2 separate regions of the Homo sapiens genome follow, and region 1 is linked to region 2. Evidence: read pairs that join two places in POLR2A ChIA-PET (ENCODE). Cell type or tissue: PC-9. All regions are shown on one strand. Links, peaks and the distances in the headings refer to the core of each region. The heading gives the core; the rest is flanking DNA. Region 1 has its middle 190 kb from the start of ENOX2-AS1. Region 2 overlaps ENOX2 (ecto-NOX disulfide-thiol exchanger 2).

Region 1 (8,276 bases), core at 1-8,000, 260 kb after region 2:
GTCCCCTTCCCCCAAGAGCTTATATTCTGGTAGGGGAGCCTGCTAAATGACACAGTCATGGTGCCCCAAGTCACTTTATAACACTGTCACTTCTCTGAGCCTTTTTTAAATCTTTAAAGTGAAAATCGTATATTTCCCTTGAAGTTTCATTTATGAGGTGTTGATCAATGTAAAGTGCCCAGTACTATGCCTGGCAAAGTAAGTGCTCAATAAATAGCTATAATCATTATCCAACCAATAGTCATATCAACAATGCTTTAATGAAACCAGAGCTACCTTCATAGTAATGGGCCACACAATAACTTAAAAGAAGGAGACCTGCTGGCTCAGAGAAATTCAGGAGATTTTACTGAACAATGCTCCATTAGAGTTAGGTAGTGCTTGGCCCAAGCCAAACACAGTGGGGAAACTTCCTTCTACTGTCTTCTGATACAGTCTAAGTATCCTTCCAATTCTACCCACTCCCATTACAAGATAGACCACATCCCATTAACAAGAAGGCCAAGGAGGTCCTATCTCCTCTACCATTTCCCAAGATTCATAACATCAACCCAGTTTTTCAGTTTGACAGTAAGCTTTGAAGTTCTAAGCTTGCTTAAGTTTTCTATCTGGGAGGATGACCTCAAAGGCATACTAAAGCAATTAATTATTGGGGCAACAGAAGGAAAGAAAAGAATTGATTATACAAACAGGTATGCACATTCAAGGCTATAGAGCCCTATGGAGATGACATCAGATCTTGGGTGGAAATGGTATACAAGACACATTAAAGGGTGTTCTACCGAACTGCATTCACTCCAAGTCTGTTTGAATATGAATAGTCCTCTGTGGCATCGGACCTCTGAAACCTTAACTTGTTACTATTCCTCAATAAATACCTTATATGATGCTTTAAGCTGTTTTCAAAGCAACTCCGTGCACAAGCATTATGTCATTTGATCTTCACAACACATTGTGAACTAGCAGGGGCAGATGACTTCCTCACCATTATTGCAGCTAAGGAAAACAAGTCTCAAAAGATGAAGAGCTATACCCTAGGTCGCACAGCTAAGTGGATGATGGAGCTGGGATGAGAATGTAAGATTCCTGAGTTCTCCCTATCTCTACCCCACTTCAGCTCCAGCCTCTGCCTGTTATAGCTGAGGGAATATAAAGTAGGGGTTCTGAATATTTTTTGGTGCCATGAACCCCTTTGTAAGTCTGGTGAAGCACATGAACTCCTTATCAGAATAACATTTTTTAAATGAATAAAATAAAATACAAAGGAAACCAACTACAAATGCTCCTTGACTTACTATGTGGTTACATCCCAATAAAACTATCGTAAGTTGAAAATGTCATAAGTCAAAAATGCATTTAATACACCTAACCTGCCAAACATCATAGCTTAGCCTAGCCTACCTTAAACATGCTCAGAACACTTTAGCCTACATTTGGGCAAAAAATTAACACAAAGCCTATTTTATAATAAAGTGTCGAATATCTCATGTAATGTGTTGAATACCATACTGAAAAGTGAAAAATGGAATCTGTTTCTGTACTGAAACAGAAAAACAGCACCAAACAGAAACCTGTATGAGTACTCAAAATACAATTTTTACTGAACATACATTGCATTCACACCATTATAAAGTTGAAAAATGTAAGTCAAACCATTGTAAGTTGGGGACCATCTGGATATTGAAATAGTATACTTCTCAAAATATTTTTAAAACATGTTTGTGATATAGTAACATATATGCTCCTTTAACACCTGAAATAGCAATATGAAACAGCAACAAGCCTAATAACCACTTCAGTTCCGAAGTAGTGATGAGCATAAACAGCTCAAGAAATCCGCAATATCATGTGATATGATAATATCTGTGATGCTGATGAAAAAGGCACAGGTACTGCTAACATCTCTGTAGATTGTAGCCTACATTTATAAGGAAAGAAAATGCCAATTTTCAGTTAGAGGTTAGTAAAAATATGAATTTAACTTTTCCATCCAAATTCACACACTAAATTCTACCTGAAGTCTCTATGTAAAGAAGCACCAATAGCAGGAAGACTGATGAAAGGTAAAGTGAGAGTTCCCAAAGTGGTACCAGGAGTAACTTCATTAAAAGCGTTAATATTTATAAATTACTTAGAATAATGCCCATCACATGGTAAGCTCTATAGAATCACTTATTATAATAAAATATATTTTAAACAATAAGATTTATAAATGATTGGCATACTAATTCTTTGCACATTTTGAAATTCTAAGTCAATGCATAAATGACAGGATATGCCTTCAAGTTTGCATTTCCATGTGAAGGAGTGACAGATGAGCTTCAATATGAGCAAGTATAAAGTACTGCATTTAGGAAAAAATGAGCCAAACACTGCTTACGAGATGTTAGGCTCCAAACCATCAGTTCTAGCACAGGAAAGGAACTAGGCGTTGTTGACGTCCCTGAAGACATCTGCCCAATGGGTGGTTGGTATCATAAAAAGGCAAGAAATTCCAAGCAGAGTTAAAAAAAGAAAGAAGAAAGAAAGAAAGAAAGAAAGAAAGAAAGAAAGAAAGAAAGAAAGAAAGAAAGAAAGAAAGAAAGAAAGAAAGAAAGAAAAACATAAAGCATCATCTTATCCCCTTTTAAGAAAGTAAGTTTTGTGCCCACACCAGTAAAACAGTCTGTTTCATGTGGCTGGGCCTCAAGATGTGAAATTCAATATTTCAATTCATATGTGGTTCAAGTGCTTAATCTGTCTTAAGACATTCTGCCAGACAATAGGGGATGTACAGATGAATCTGAGACATTATTCTTGAGGAGTATGAAGAGGAACTCAAAGAATCAAGGGTGTGGATGAGTTTTAATACACTAATGAAACATATTCTACCCATTTGAACCAGTTCAGGAGAGAAAAACCTGGAATGCTGAATTCAGTGTTTTTCACTTAATACAGCCTTCTCTCTGTCTTTCTCTCTCTCTCTCTCTCTCTCTCTCTCACACACACACACACACAGACACACACACACACACACACACACACACACACACACACACAGAGCAGTGCATGCAGCACTTGGTAAAACCAGTATTACAATCATGCCTTGTTTATAGTATTTAATATAAGTGAGCTTACCAGATAGTTGAAACGTTCCCCTTCCAGTACCAATCTTTTAAAAATCATTTTAAATTAAAAAAAATTGTAAACATTTCTGAGATACTTTACATCCTTTCCCATGTTGTTAAAAGGTTCCAGACCTGTCCTGACTTCTCCTCTGCATTATGGATCCATGCTGCCACTGATAACTTTAGTTATTAGATTGCACAGTCACAGAGGTATTAAGCCTGAAGTTGAGGGTTCCATCTTCATCCTTCAAGCCAAGAAGCCATCGAGCTATTTTCCCTTTCTCCCTGGAAGTATATCTGTTTTCATATCCAATCTCTCCTCTTTCTTCTTGTTTGCTTCTTGTCTATTATGGTTAGGAACCATATCATCAAGCTCCTAAAGAACTTGGAGTTAGGTAAGAGACAATTAATTGAGTAAAGAACCAAAAGTTAAATCAGAAACTATCATTGATTGATGACTCAAAGTTTTACTGACAATTCTATAACCTTCATATCCGCTCCACTTCATACCACACCTAAAGACAAATCTCCTTACCCTGGCATTCAGGGCCTTTTACGATTTTGCTCCAGACTTCATTCTAATTGTATTTTCCACTTCTACTACTCTTCAAATACACTACTTCAGCCAGACTGAACTCCCTGTGCCTCCCCATACATTCACAAGTCTAAAACCTACCCTTCCTTCAAGGTCTAACTCAAATGCTACCTTCTCCATCAAGCCCTCCTGGATTCCCCTCACTCCCTCTCCATCTCTGAATGACCTCTCCGTTTCTTCGAGCCCTCAGAACCCTTTATCTGTACCTTCATCATGTGACTTAACCACTGTCCACCTCATAGTGTGCTCATGTACATGTCATCCTCTCTGCAAGGACCATATCTGATTCATTCATCCATGCATTTACTTAGCAAATATTTACGGAGCACCCACTACATGCTAGACAACTATTCTAGGCATTGATGATACAACAGTAAGCAATCAGACAAAGCTTCTTGTCCTTGAGCTTATGCTCTAGGGATGGGGTAGGGGGCTGTTTCCATCAGCTTGGGCAGCCATAACAAAATGCCATAGACTAGGTAGCTCAAACAACAGAAGTTTATTTCTCAGTTCTGGAGGCTGAAGAGTCCAAGATCAAATTGCTGACTGATTTGGTTTCCTGGTGAGGGCTCTCTTCCTGGTTTGCAGATGGCCACTTTTTTACAGTCTTACATTGAAGAGAAAGAGAGAAGTTGGGGGAGAGAAAGAGAAAGCTCTCTAATATCTCTTCTTATAAGAGCACTAATCCCATCATGAGGGCCCATCCTTATGACCTCATCTCCCCCTATTTACCTTTCAAAGGCCCCATCTCCAAATACCATCACTTTGGGGGTTAGGGCTTCAACATATAAATGGGAGGGGGCACAATTCAATCCATAGCACAAGTAGACTAACAATAAACAAAGTAAATAAATTATATAATATATGAGAAGGTACTAAGTGCTAAGGAAAAAGATAAAAATGGGAAAGAGGATAGAGAATATTGGTGGGCCATATTGAATTTTAAATAGGGTGATATTTGAACACCTGAGGAAACATCATTTGGGCAAAGATTTTTTAAAGGTAAGAGAATGGATTACATATATATCCGGAAGGGAAGTGTTCTAGGCAGAGGGAAATGCAAATGCTAAGGTCTTGAAGCAGGAACTTACCTAATGTATTCAAAAACAGCAAGGAGTACAGTACACTTGGAGTATAGGGGGGAAAACGGTAACATAGGAGAAGATGAATTCAGAAAGGTAACAGGAGCCCAGATCCAATAGGACCATATAGGCCACTGTAAGGACTCTAGGGTTTATTCTGCGTGAAAACTGGGGCCATCGTAGGGTTTTGAGCAGAGAAGAGACATGATATATCTAGCATTTTCAAAGGATCACTCTGGATGCTGAGTGGAAAGTAAACTGTAAACGGTAAGGGAGGAAATAGGGAGACCCGTTGGAGGCCATTGCAATAATCTAGTTAAGAAATAAAGGTGGCCGGGCGCAGTGGCTCACGCCTGTAATCCCAGCACTTTGGGAGGCCGAGGTGGGCGGATCACAAGGTCAGGAGATCGAGACCATCCTGGCTAACACGGTGAAACCCCGTCTCTACTAAAAAATCCAAAAAATTAGCCGGGCGTGTTGGCGGGCGCCTGTAGTCCCAGCTACTCGGGAGGCTGAGGCAGGAGAATGGCGCGAACCCGGGAGGCGGAGCTTGCAGTGAGCCGAGATCCCGCCACCGCACTCCAGCCTGGGCGACAGAGCGAGACTCCTTCTCAAAAAAAAAAAGAAAGAAAAGAAAAAGAAAAAAGAAAAGAAAAGAAATAAAAGTGACTTTGGACCACGGTGGTAGCATTGGAAGTTATGAGAAATGGTATGATTTTAGATGTATTTTGAACATGTGAATGAATTGAATACAGGCTGTAAGAGAAAGAGTGGAATGAAGAATGAAGCTTCTTGGCACAAACCAGTGGAACTTACCAAGATGGGGAAGACTACAGAAGGAGCAGATTTGAGAAGGAAGATCAGATTTGGAGATGTTAAGTTTGAGATGCTGAATCTCTTTCAGGTGGAAATGCCAAGTAGGCAGTTGAATAAAGGAATCTGAAGGTTAGAAAAGAGGTCCAAGTTGCAAATATACAGTTGGAAATCATCAGCTTTCAGACGGTATTTAAAGTCGTGAAACTAAATGAGATTACCAAGGAGATGACCAAGGTCCAAGGACTGAGGCCAGGAGAACGCCAAGATTAAAAGGCCAGGGATATAAGAAAAACCAACAAGTGACACTGAAAAGGACCATGAGAGTGTAGCATCCTAGAAGCCAAGTGAGGAAGTGAACAAGGATGGAGTGAAGGTGTCAAATGCTGCTGAAAAGGCAATTAATGTAAGAAGTGAGAAATGACCTCTGGATTTAGCAATGTGGAGGTCACTTGTAAACTTGCAGTTTCAGTAGAGTGGTGGAGGGCACACGCCTGACAAGTAAGTTTAGGAGAGTATAAAAGCAGAAGAATTGCAAGCTGAATATGCATAACCCTTTTAAAGAATTTGGTTGTACAGAGGAGCATAGAAATGGGGCTGAAACTGAAGGGGGAAATGGAGTCAAGAGAGCAGTTTTTAATATGGAAAATGACAATACCATTGCATGTTGTTAAGAATAATCAAGAAAATAGGGAGAATGATTGACAAATTTCAAAAAGGGAGAGCGTGAGCTCGGGAGAAGAAATGAAGAAAAGAAGAAAGGAAGGGGCAAGTGAAAAGGAGAAGAAAGGAGGCAACAAAGGAGAAAGAGCCAGAGAGAATTAAACTTCTAAAGTTGGGCATACAAAAAGTAATTCCATCTATTAGGACCCTGTCTCTTGCCTAGGGATGGTGGTAGCAGGGTCCTTGAACTGGCTTAGGCAAGGGTGATTTAGATAATTGCTACAAAGATTGGAGGTATAATGTGAAGAGAATGAAATCTAACTACAAGGGTACAAGTCCTGACTCTGTGACCTTGAGCAAGCTACTCAGCCTCCCTCTGCCTCAGTTTTTTCATGTGTAAAATGGAAATGATAATACTATCTTCCTCACAGGATTATTATGAGACTTAAATAAGTTATTTAAAGTGCTTGAAGCATGATGTCAACATGAAGTATCATCATTACTGCTTTAGGGAATCAAAAGCCAGGAATCTCCCTGGGCCTCAGAAACAACTACACTGGTGCCACAGAATGAGCCAGGCCTCTGCATGTCTCTTGTCACTATTGCTATCTGAATTATAACTTCATTCTTTCTTCTTGCTGCCATCACCAACAACTCCAGAGCTTCACATTTTAACAAAGCCAACTACACACAGAGAGAGAACTGAAGTATACTCTGACCTCAAATACAGAAACTCTGAGGAAGGAACTCATTGACCAACTTGATTCAAGTGTCCAGACCAGGTAGCCATGAGGCTAGTGTCGTGTAACAAAATGGACGCTCCTGGGAAAACTATGTAAGTGGACTAGGACGCAGAGCAGTGCCCAAGAGAAACCAAAGTGGCTGGGCAGGGGTAGGGGAGGAGAGGTAGAAAATTGAGAAGGAAAGTGCCAGTCAACTAGAACAATAATTGCCACACCCTCCTCTCTCTATATCCCTCCTCATGCCACCAACAAAGAAAGGCAAGCACAGGGAAAGTATAAGGATTCTCCATGAAGATTCTGCTAATAAGCAGAGGCTTCTCTCTTGTCCAGAACCTTGATAAAAATTGTAGCCCAGGCATTAGAAACAATGACCCTTCTAATTATAGGGAGTCTCCATGAGGCCTGCATGCTGGTGTACTTGTTTTTTCTGGTCCCAGCCCTAGGTAAGTCACAATCTGGGTATAAGACACCCACCCCTTCCTCTGCCCAGAATATTTCAACAAGACTGCACACCTGAGGGCTGGTAGTGATCTCTAGACTAGTTGAGTCTGAAGGCTGATGAGCATTCTTTCCTCCTTTCCCAATCTCCCATCGTATGCAGTATCTGATGCTTGCTTAAGCCCCCAAATTCTAAAACCACAGTCTTGCTGCTATGGTCTGAATCCTTGTGTCCCCTTGAAAATGCATATGTTGAAACTCTAACCCCCAAGGTGATGGTATTATAAGGTGAGGCCTTTGGGAGATTAAATCATGAGATCAAAGCCCTCACGATTGGGATTAGTGCCTTATAAAAAAGAACACAAAGAGCTAGTTAGCCTCATTTACCATGTAAGGACACAGCTAAAAGGTGCTATCTAGGAGGAATGGCCCAAGAGAGCTGACTTGCTCCCTCTTGATGTGAGGACAACAGCTAGAAGACACCATCTATGAACCAGAAATTGAGCCCCGCCAGACACCAAATCTGCCAGCACCTTGATTTTGGACTTCCCAGCCTCCAGACCTGTGAGAAATAAATTTCTGTTGTTTATAAGATGCCCGGTCAGTGGTATTTCATTATAGCAGCCCGAACAGACTAAGACATCTGCCAAAATGCCGGATAATTAGAATGCCAAGAAGCAGCATGGAGAAAAACAGCTGGAAGCCAGGGAGTCAAACAGAAGGCTATTAAAGTTTGCCAGGCATAAGATGATCAGGGCTTGGACCAGAGTAATGGAAATAGGACTAAGGAGGAAAAGAGAGATTTGAGAGACAGTCTACAAAAAAAAAAAAAAAG
Region 2 (8,344 bases), core at 76-8,075:
AGTTCGAGTCCAGCGTGGCCAACGTGGCAAAACCCTGTCTCTACTAAAAATATAAAAATTAGCCGGGCATGGTGGTGGGTTCCTGTAATCTCAGCTACGTGGGAGCCTGCAGCAGGAGAATCGCTTGAACTCGGGAGGCAGAGGTTACAGTGAGCTGAGACCATGCCATTGCACTCCATCCTGGGCAACAAGAGCAAAACTCTATCTCAGAAAAAAACAAAACAAAACAAAACAAAAAACAAACTAACATTTATTGAAAGCTTGCTCTGTGCCAGATCATGTTATAAATACCTTATATGTATGAACTCATCAACGCTCACAGCAATGCCATAAGGTAGACAGTAGTATTTCCATTTTCAGGTTAGAAAAACAGATACAGAGTTTAAGTATCCAGCCTACCACGTCACACAATTACTAAGTAGCAAGAATCAATATTGGATGGCAAGTTTGTCTTCAGAGCCAATGCTCTTAACCACTGTGGAGTATGCTGTATGTCTTTAGGGGTTCTTTATTAAAGAAACTGTTTGCCCACCTGTGTGCTACCCGGAGCAGATATCCCATTGTTCATGACTTCAAAAGACCTAGACAGTGTAGAGCTGTCTGCTGACCAGACTATTAAAAATTTTTACTTTCTTTCCAACCCCCATCGTTGGTAGTCTTTACTGACAAAGTGAAGGGGAACATTGCATCCCCAGGAATTTCTAAACATTGCTACTACTCATGTTCTTTCTTCAGATTTTCAGCTTTGCTTTTAAGGTCTCTTTCATAATCTGTTGCTTCTCTCCATTCTCAGCTTTTTGCAACAAGAAACATTGACAGCCAAAGTGTAATTTTTCTTCCATGCAGCCAAATGGCCAAACATCACACATCTTCTCTGTGTCTACTCTCTCCCGACTCCATTTTATGCCTAACTGTTAGAATGTTCTTCCTAAATGCAGATCTTATCCTATCACTCCTCTCCTTAAAAATCCTCTAAAGGATTTTGCTTTTTTTTTTTTTTTTCCAAATAGACATTCAGGGCCATCCATAGCCTTGTCCCAGGCACTCAGAATTCCCTTACACTCTTATCTCCCACTACACAACGCTCTCTATATCTTATTTACCTGCCACTCTAGACCACTTCTGGGTCATAAGTACACCCCAAATTTTCAAGCTCCTGTGCCTTTCCATACTGTTCTCTACATTTCAATTGCCATCCTTCCTTATCTCCAGCGATCGTAGAGCTGCTCAATATTTAAGGTTCCACTCAAATTATACCTGCTACTGTATTTAATATTTATTTTTGGTCTGTCTTCCCCCAATAGACTGAGTTCTTGAAGTCATGACCATATTTTACTTGTCTCTTAGCACATAACCTGGTGTCTTGCACACAGTTAGCACTCACATGCAGTATTCAGACCTTCAGCAGCTGCACCACCAGAGGTTTTTCTCCTCTTCTGCTAGCTAAAGGTTCCGAGCTGTTCCGAAGCATGAGTTTCTGAAGCTGGATGGCTAAATTGCTTCTGCTTTGCATAGGTATTCTGGAATATTCTGTTCAAAAGTTTTTTTTTCCTAGTGCAAGTACCTTCTTAATTTTTTTTTTCTATACTCATCCTCGCTCAGAGCTACTATACTTTGAAAGCTGTCTTTTGCCTTTGTGGAACATTTTGCACTTTTGTATAGCGATAAGGGCTTGCCTATGTACACATATTTAATACCATTCAAGAAAAGAAATCGGTATATGTAAAGTGATAATTGGAATTTTTGATGCATAATCACAGTGTTTCTCAAAATGTGGTTTAGGAATTACCTGTGACAGCGTTACCTAAGACATGTGTAAAATGTAGATTTCTGAATCCCCATCCCAGACCTACTGAATCACTCTGAGTGATCTGCATTTAGCAAACTCCCCAGATAATTCTCCTGTATGAATGACTTTTGAGAACCACTGTTCAAAGGCAAAAATGCTAAATTCTGATCTGTATTCTCTATGGATATTCATATTAATTACACTGTGGAAAAACTATCCTGAAAATGGTTTGAATATTTTGTTCGAACACTGAAAGTCTTAGTTTCCTGATATCTAACCCAGTGCTGCCTGATGGAACTGTGTTAGATGATGAAGTATTCTGTATCTTTACTATCTATCTAACACAGTATCCACTAGCCACATGTGGCTATTGAGCATTGAAATGTGGCTACTTCAACTGAGGAACTGAATTTTTTTGTTTTATTAAGTTTAATTAAATGGATATTTAAATAATCACATGTGGCTACTGGATGTAGTACCGTCAGTGCAGCTCAAGAAGGTTTGGCTATCCAGAAGGAGTAATTCTCTTACAGGTCTAGATGGCCACAGTGATAATTGTATCAACAGGAAATCAAACTGGAATGTTGTTTCCTTTTACATATAGGACAAGCATTTCTTTTTATGGATAATTTAAATTTTAAAAACGGCCTAAAGTGAGTTATCCTCAGAAGGGATTTGACAAATTATGATCTCAACTAAATTTAAATGCGAGCTGCACTCTGCATTTCTCATCAGTACTGTTTTTCTCATATTGGCTTGCTGTTGAGGGTTGGCTGTTAAGTCTTGATTTCTGAGCTAGGGATAAGAAAGTTGAGTTAATCAGAAGAGCTCCTACCTTCAATGTTTATGTCATAGACACTTTTATACATTTTAGCTCTCATAGTCCCTTTCACTATTTTCTTTTGGATTGTTCAACCCCTTAGCCACTCATGACTCACAACTTTTCAGCTTCCATTTCTTCCGCGAGTAAATCTTTTTTGAACCAGTAGTATATTCCTTTCAGGACTATTTTGTTATTTAAAATAGCATTAATACTTTGGAAGAAGTTGATCAGAAATGGAATGTAGTCTGTACATAAAGAGATATAAATGTAGGTCCTTTTATGTTTTGTTATTGTGTGGAGTTCATCAAGTATATTAGTTGTACTTGGTGGCTTTAAAAAGAACCCAGTGTCAAATTTCTAAAGTACTGGGAAAAAAAAATACATGGATAGAGTAATGTCCTTGACTATTGTTATCTATGGAAACTATATGGTAAGTAACTATGCCTGCTGGACCTGCCCTCTGTTGCCTAGATCCCAGTTCTTTGTATACTTTTCAATTGCTAAAATTTTTAGCACATCCTGAAATTCCCTTCTTTCTCTTTCCATTCTTCACTTTCTTTGGCTCTGTTTTCTGTTTTTAATGGACAGCAGGCATCCTCCCCAGCTTTTTTGTACCATTCAAACTCACTCCCAGAATTCATTGTTGTATCCAACCTCACTGAACTGCCTAGAGGAGTTCAAAACGGGTGTTTCAAAGTGCCTCTCAGGGCCACCCTGGAGCACTCTGCATATAGGTTCTTTTGTTTTGAGGACTAAAGAGACAGTATCGCAGCTACAGTTTTGAGAAATGTGTAAAGAGAAAACCCATTTGGATCTAAAGGAAAATTTTAACTTCTTGCCTCTCCCTTCCCCCAGACTACATCTACAATTTTCAGTGACATTTTTACTTTGTTTAGGAAACCAGTCATTTCTGCTTTCAGTAAAAAAAGTTCACTCTGATCAGGATCCTTCCTAATTTAAACCAGAGTAGAGAAGAAGGGAAATATGTTTTAAAGGTATGCTATAGGACTATGCTAAGATATTTACATAAATTATTTTATTTAATCCTTGTTAGTACTCTCAATAAATGATAAAGAAGTTGTTCTTCTTAGCCGAGACTATATATACCACTAACTTGTCTAGAGCTCTGTCTCCAGAAACACTGCTCTTAGAAAGCCTGCATTCCTGTTGCTTTTTACTTATACACATAATTGTGAATGGTTACCTATTCTCTTACTCTGTTTCTCTGTGGGTATGGGTGTTGAAGAGATAAGATGGGAGGGAGGGAGGGATGGAGGGAGGGAGAGAAAGGGAGAAGGGAAGAGAGAAGAGAGATTATCAGTACTAGGATGTTCCCTCATAAAAATCCCAGATCTGCGTAAAATGGGAGAATGTAAAGAAAACACTTCCTGTGCTAGCTGTGTATTGAACAGGAATTGGGATGTGTTTTAAGAGGGCTTCTGACTAAGGGGTTGTAAAGAAAGCCTTCTTTAGATTCTTTATACACTCTACTTATTGCCACTCGCTTGCCCAGCAGTCTAAGAGACTGCTGACTCTTGCTGCCAAACATGGTTGGCATTTTCCCAAACCTTGACCGTGGGGTTTGGAGGTGGAACAGGAATTGCAAAGAACCACAAGCCTTACACACTCTGCTGAGTCATGGAAATTTGCCCAGCTTATTCATTGGAAGTTGTACAATCTGCATTCACCTCAATTTGTGGTAAGGAATATGAGGAACGTAAAATAATTGTGACAATCCATATTTAATAAAAATGACAATAAGCTGCAAGTAAATCAGACTATTCTGGAAAGGTTTTATGGGTGGCATTTTACATTTCGTCTTGGTTATAAATATCAAACAAATAAATATAAAACATCAAAAGTAATTTTGATTCATGCTTTTATACATCTACAAGTGACAGGGGATAGTAAACTATATTAAGAGTGTGCAATGTGATACATCATTTTAAAAGCCAATATGGTTTTGAGTAACTGACATGGATATGGACAAATAACTTAGAGCATAGTAGTGAGAATCCCTTTTTAATTGGTAGTAAGACTATGCCCAAGTTTCCATTCTCTGGAACTGAGATGCTTGAAATGGAAAAGAGCAATTGAAATGCTTAAGGAATCTAGGGAGAGTGGTTTATGAAGGTAGGACACAAAGTAAATATGATAAAGACAGCTTGAGTAGTTCGTGAATATTGGCACTCACGGCTCTTTTGAATGGAGTGAGCAATAAAGAGCATAGTCTCACGGAAAAAGGAATAAGCACAGGCAGAAATATGACCACTGGAGGGATGAGCCTGGAATTCCAGTAGTGTCTCTCCCCATCTCAACTAGTATTCCCTGAGTGCCCTACCCATGGGCTTTGTGAGGCATTTAACAAGAAGGGAAAGAAATGGTCTGAGAAGAAATGGTTTGAAGGAATTGAAGTGAGAAGGACATAATTGTTTTGTCAAATATTAACAGCTAGTTAAAATAAAAGGAAACCCCACCCCGAAGCAAACTCTCCAGAACATTTCTTTGGCTGGCCTCACATTAAGGCCAGATGAAGCATAAGCTGTAGAGAAGAACCTCACTCTAACATGGAATATGATCTAAGGCAATGCCCTTCTTGGACCATCTCCACATGGATTTATTACTGGAAGTAACAGAAGGGCTATGTTAGAACATTAGAACACAGTTCCAAGGCATGAACACTGAGGTTGGGATTTATAGTAAGGCTCTGGTGTACTAGCTGGACAATGAGTACAATTTCATTGCAGATGTTTTCCATTGGAGATTTTTGACATGTCAGTGAGCCAGGATAAGTCAGCCAGCACTACTTAGCTAGCACCTACTGTATTGTGTTGCCTGTACTTGACCAATCCAGTGAGGGAAGTATTTGAAGCTCTTTAGCCATTTCTGATCCTCAGGGCACTATTGATAAGCTGCCCCTCCCAGGATAGTAAACTGCCCCTTGCTGTTGTGAAACAGGTGATGGATAAACAGCTTTTCTCATAGTATCTGTACTTCTCTCTTTTCAGTATCGGAATCATTCCCAGTAAAGTGTAAAATGGAGTAGACGACTCCCCATGAGGTTTTAAATCTAGATCATAATGGACCACCTGCCAAATGCTTTCCCTTTATGATCCCAAGTTAAAGTTATTGACAGAGAGAAAAGCATTGCAAAATGGAGTGCCAGTTTCTTATGGCATTCATGGACTTAAGCCAAAATATTTAAAACGCTCAGACAAATAGTTCATTCAGGAGCTTTGGAAGCAACTTGTAAAAATCAACAGCCTGCCTATTCCATATCTGGGGAAAGGACAGAAGAGGGAGGAAGGAGATAAAAGAGTACGGAATGATTTGTATTCATTAACTATTATCAGTGTTAAGTACAATGTAGGATGTTGTTCTTACTAACATTTACGAAATGCTACCCTTAAACCTGCAGACTAAGGAAAGAGCAATCCAGTAGATGTGCCCTTTGCTAAATGATTGAGCCAGAAACAGCATATAAATATTAGAAATGGCTTAAACCACAGCATCAAGTTTTATTATTTCGTATAATAATACGACTATTGGGACTTATGACTCTAGTGGGAATATGTAAGTACTCATTTATTTCCAGCTAATGAGAAAATTATTAAGAAAGAGAAAAGGGAGGTTTATAGATAAAAGTTCAGAAGGATTTTGTAATATAAGCATTTTAAAAGAATTTTATGGTTGTAAGAAACCTTAAAGGTTATCAAGTCATTTTCCCTCACTCCCTTTCATACATAATCTATTCCCTATATCTACTCCATCCTCAAGTGGTCAATCCAGTTTATGCTTAGATACTCCCAATAATTTAACAGTCTCTAGTATACGGTAGGAAATCTGATTTTTGAATAGCTCAAGTTATTGAATGTTTGCATAAATAAGCCAAAATCTCTTTTCAGCCTCTATTCAGCTCCTACTCTTAGACATAGTACCATCCACACAACCTACAGAATAAATTGAGGAGTTATGTAGTGTGGTGACCCTGATTCTACTTCCCCTTGCTGCTATGCCAAGCAACTGGTAGCCCTTCAAATGCTGGAAAACAATCATCATGTGCTCCGAGTGACTGTTTTTATTAACAGCTTTATTGATGTATGGCTTACATATCATACAGTTTACTCATTTTAAGTGTATAATTTAGTGATCTTTAGTATATTCACAGGGTTGTGCAACCCTCACCAAAAATCTAATTTTAGAACATTTTTGTTACCCCCAAAATAAGTAAACCCAGATCTCCTTAGCCTTTAACTCCCAATTTCCTATACTCCCTTCCTCCAACTCCCAGTGCTAGGCAACTACTAATCTACTCCCTCTATAGATTTGCCTATTCTGGACATTCCATATGAATGGAATCATGAAATATGTGGCCTTTTTCATCTGGCTTCTTTCACTTAGCATAATGATTTCAAGGTTAATCTGTGTTATATCACTAATCAGTATTTCACTCCATTTTATGGTTGGGTAATGTTCCACTGTATGGACATAGCACATTTTGTTTATCTAGTCATCATTTGGGTTATTTCCATTTTTGGCTATTGTCAGTAATGCTGCTATGAGCATTAATGTATAAGTTTTCATGTGGACATATGTGTTCATTACTCTTTGGTATATATATACCTAGGCGTATATACCTGGGTCATGTGGTAACTCTATGTTTAACCTTTTGAGGAGGTGGCAAAAATGTTTTCCAAAGTGGCTGCACAATTTTACGGTCCTACCAGCAATAAATAAGCATTCCAGTTTGTCCACAATCTTGTCAACACTTATTATTGTCTGCCTTTCTTTTTATTTTATACTAATAGGTGTGAAGTGGTGTCTTATTGTGGTTTTGAAAATACTTTCTACCATTCTGTAGGCCTTCTTTTCACTTTTATGATTATATCATTTGTCTGAAAATATTTCTAATTTTGATAAAGCACAGTTATCTTTTTTTCTTTTGTTGCTTCTGTTTTGGTATCATATATAATAAACCACTGCTTAACTTCAAAGTCATGAAGATTCACTTTCATGTTTTCTAAGAATTTCAAAGTTTAGCTCTTACATATAGGCCTATGATCCGATTTTAGTTCATTGTTGTATATGATGTGAGGCAGGGATCCAACTATAGTATTCACCTGGATATCCAAATGTCCCAGCATCATTTGTTTGAAAAACCACTTTTCTCTGTTGCGTGGTCTTGACACTCTTGTCAAAAATTAATTGAAGGTAAATATAAGTGTTTATTTCTGAACACTCAATTTTATTCCTTTTGTCTATATGCCTGCCCTTACATTGTTACCACACTGTTTTGTCTATATGCCTGCCCTTATGTCAGTACCACACTCTTTTGATCTCAGGAAATGAGAGTCCTCCAACTTTGCTCTTCTTTAAGATTGTTTTGGTTTTTCTGGGTTTCTTGTATTTGTACATGAATTTTGGAATCAGTGTGTCAATTTGTGCAAAAAAAAAAAAAGCCAGCTTAGATTTCAAAAACAATTACTCTGAATTTATAGAGAGTGACTGATTTTTAAAAGGCACACACCTCACTTAGAATAAGATCCCATGAGAGGTGACTCTGTACATAGTTTTCCTATACCCTTTCTCACCAGTAACACCACTTCAGAACCAAACCTATACCTTTTAAAACTACTTTTTAAAAAGTAGCCAGAATCTCCATGGTATAAATATGTAATATAAGACAACCAAAATTAAGTGCCCTGTTTAGTGACTCACACACTTCTTGCATT

What was found. ChIA-PET counts read pairs that join two places held together with the same protein. Peaks named below come from ENCODE experiments on the same cell type or tissue, not always from the same donor. Only the 100,000 strongest peaks of a DNase experiment are listed, where the experiment ranks them.
Region 1: POLR2A ChIA-PET joins it to region 2 with 7 read pairs; 2 of 35 experiments call an interaction of 5 or more read pairs at or near these places.

The regions. Positions count from the first base shown.
Region 1 is chrX:130,611,827-130,620,102 of GRCh38, reverse strand. No RefSeq gene overlaps it. Among named protein-coding and RNA genes, the nearest start is that of ENOX2-AS1, 190 kb to the left of the region's middle. In PC-9, for the core only: no CTCF peak of the experiment used is centred there; no DNase peak of the experiment used is centred there.
Region 2 is chrX:130,874,992-130,883,335 of GRCh38, reverse strand. All of the region lies in intron 2 of ENOX2 (ecto-NOX disulfide-thiol exchanger 2), which reads left to right. Among named protein-coding and RNA genes, the nearest start is that of ENOX2, 24 kb to the left of the region's middle. In PC-9, for the core only: no CTCF peak of the experiment used is centred there; a DNase peak (open chromatin) is centred at 4,185; H3K27ac peaks cover 830 bases.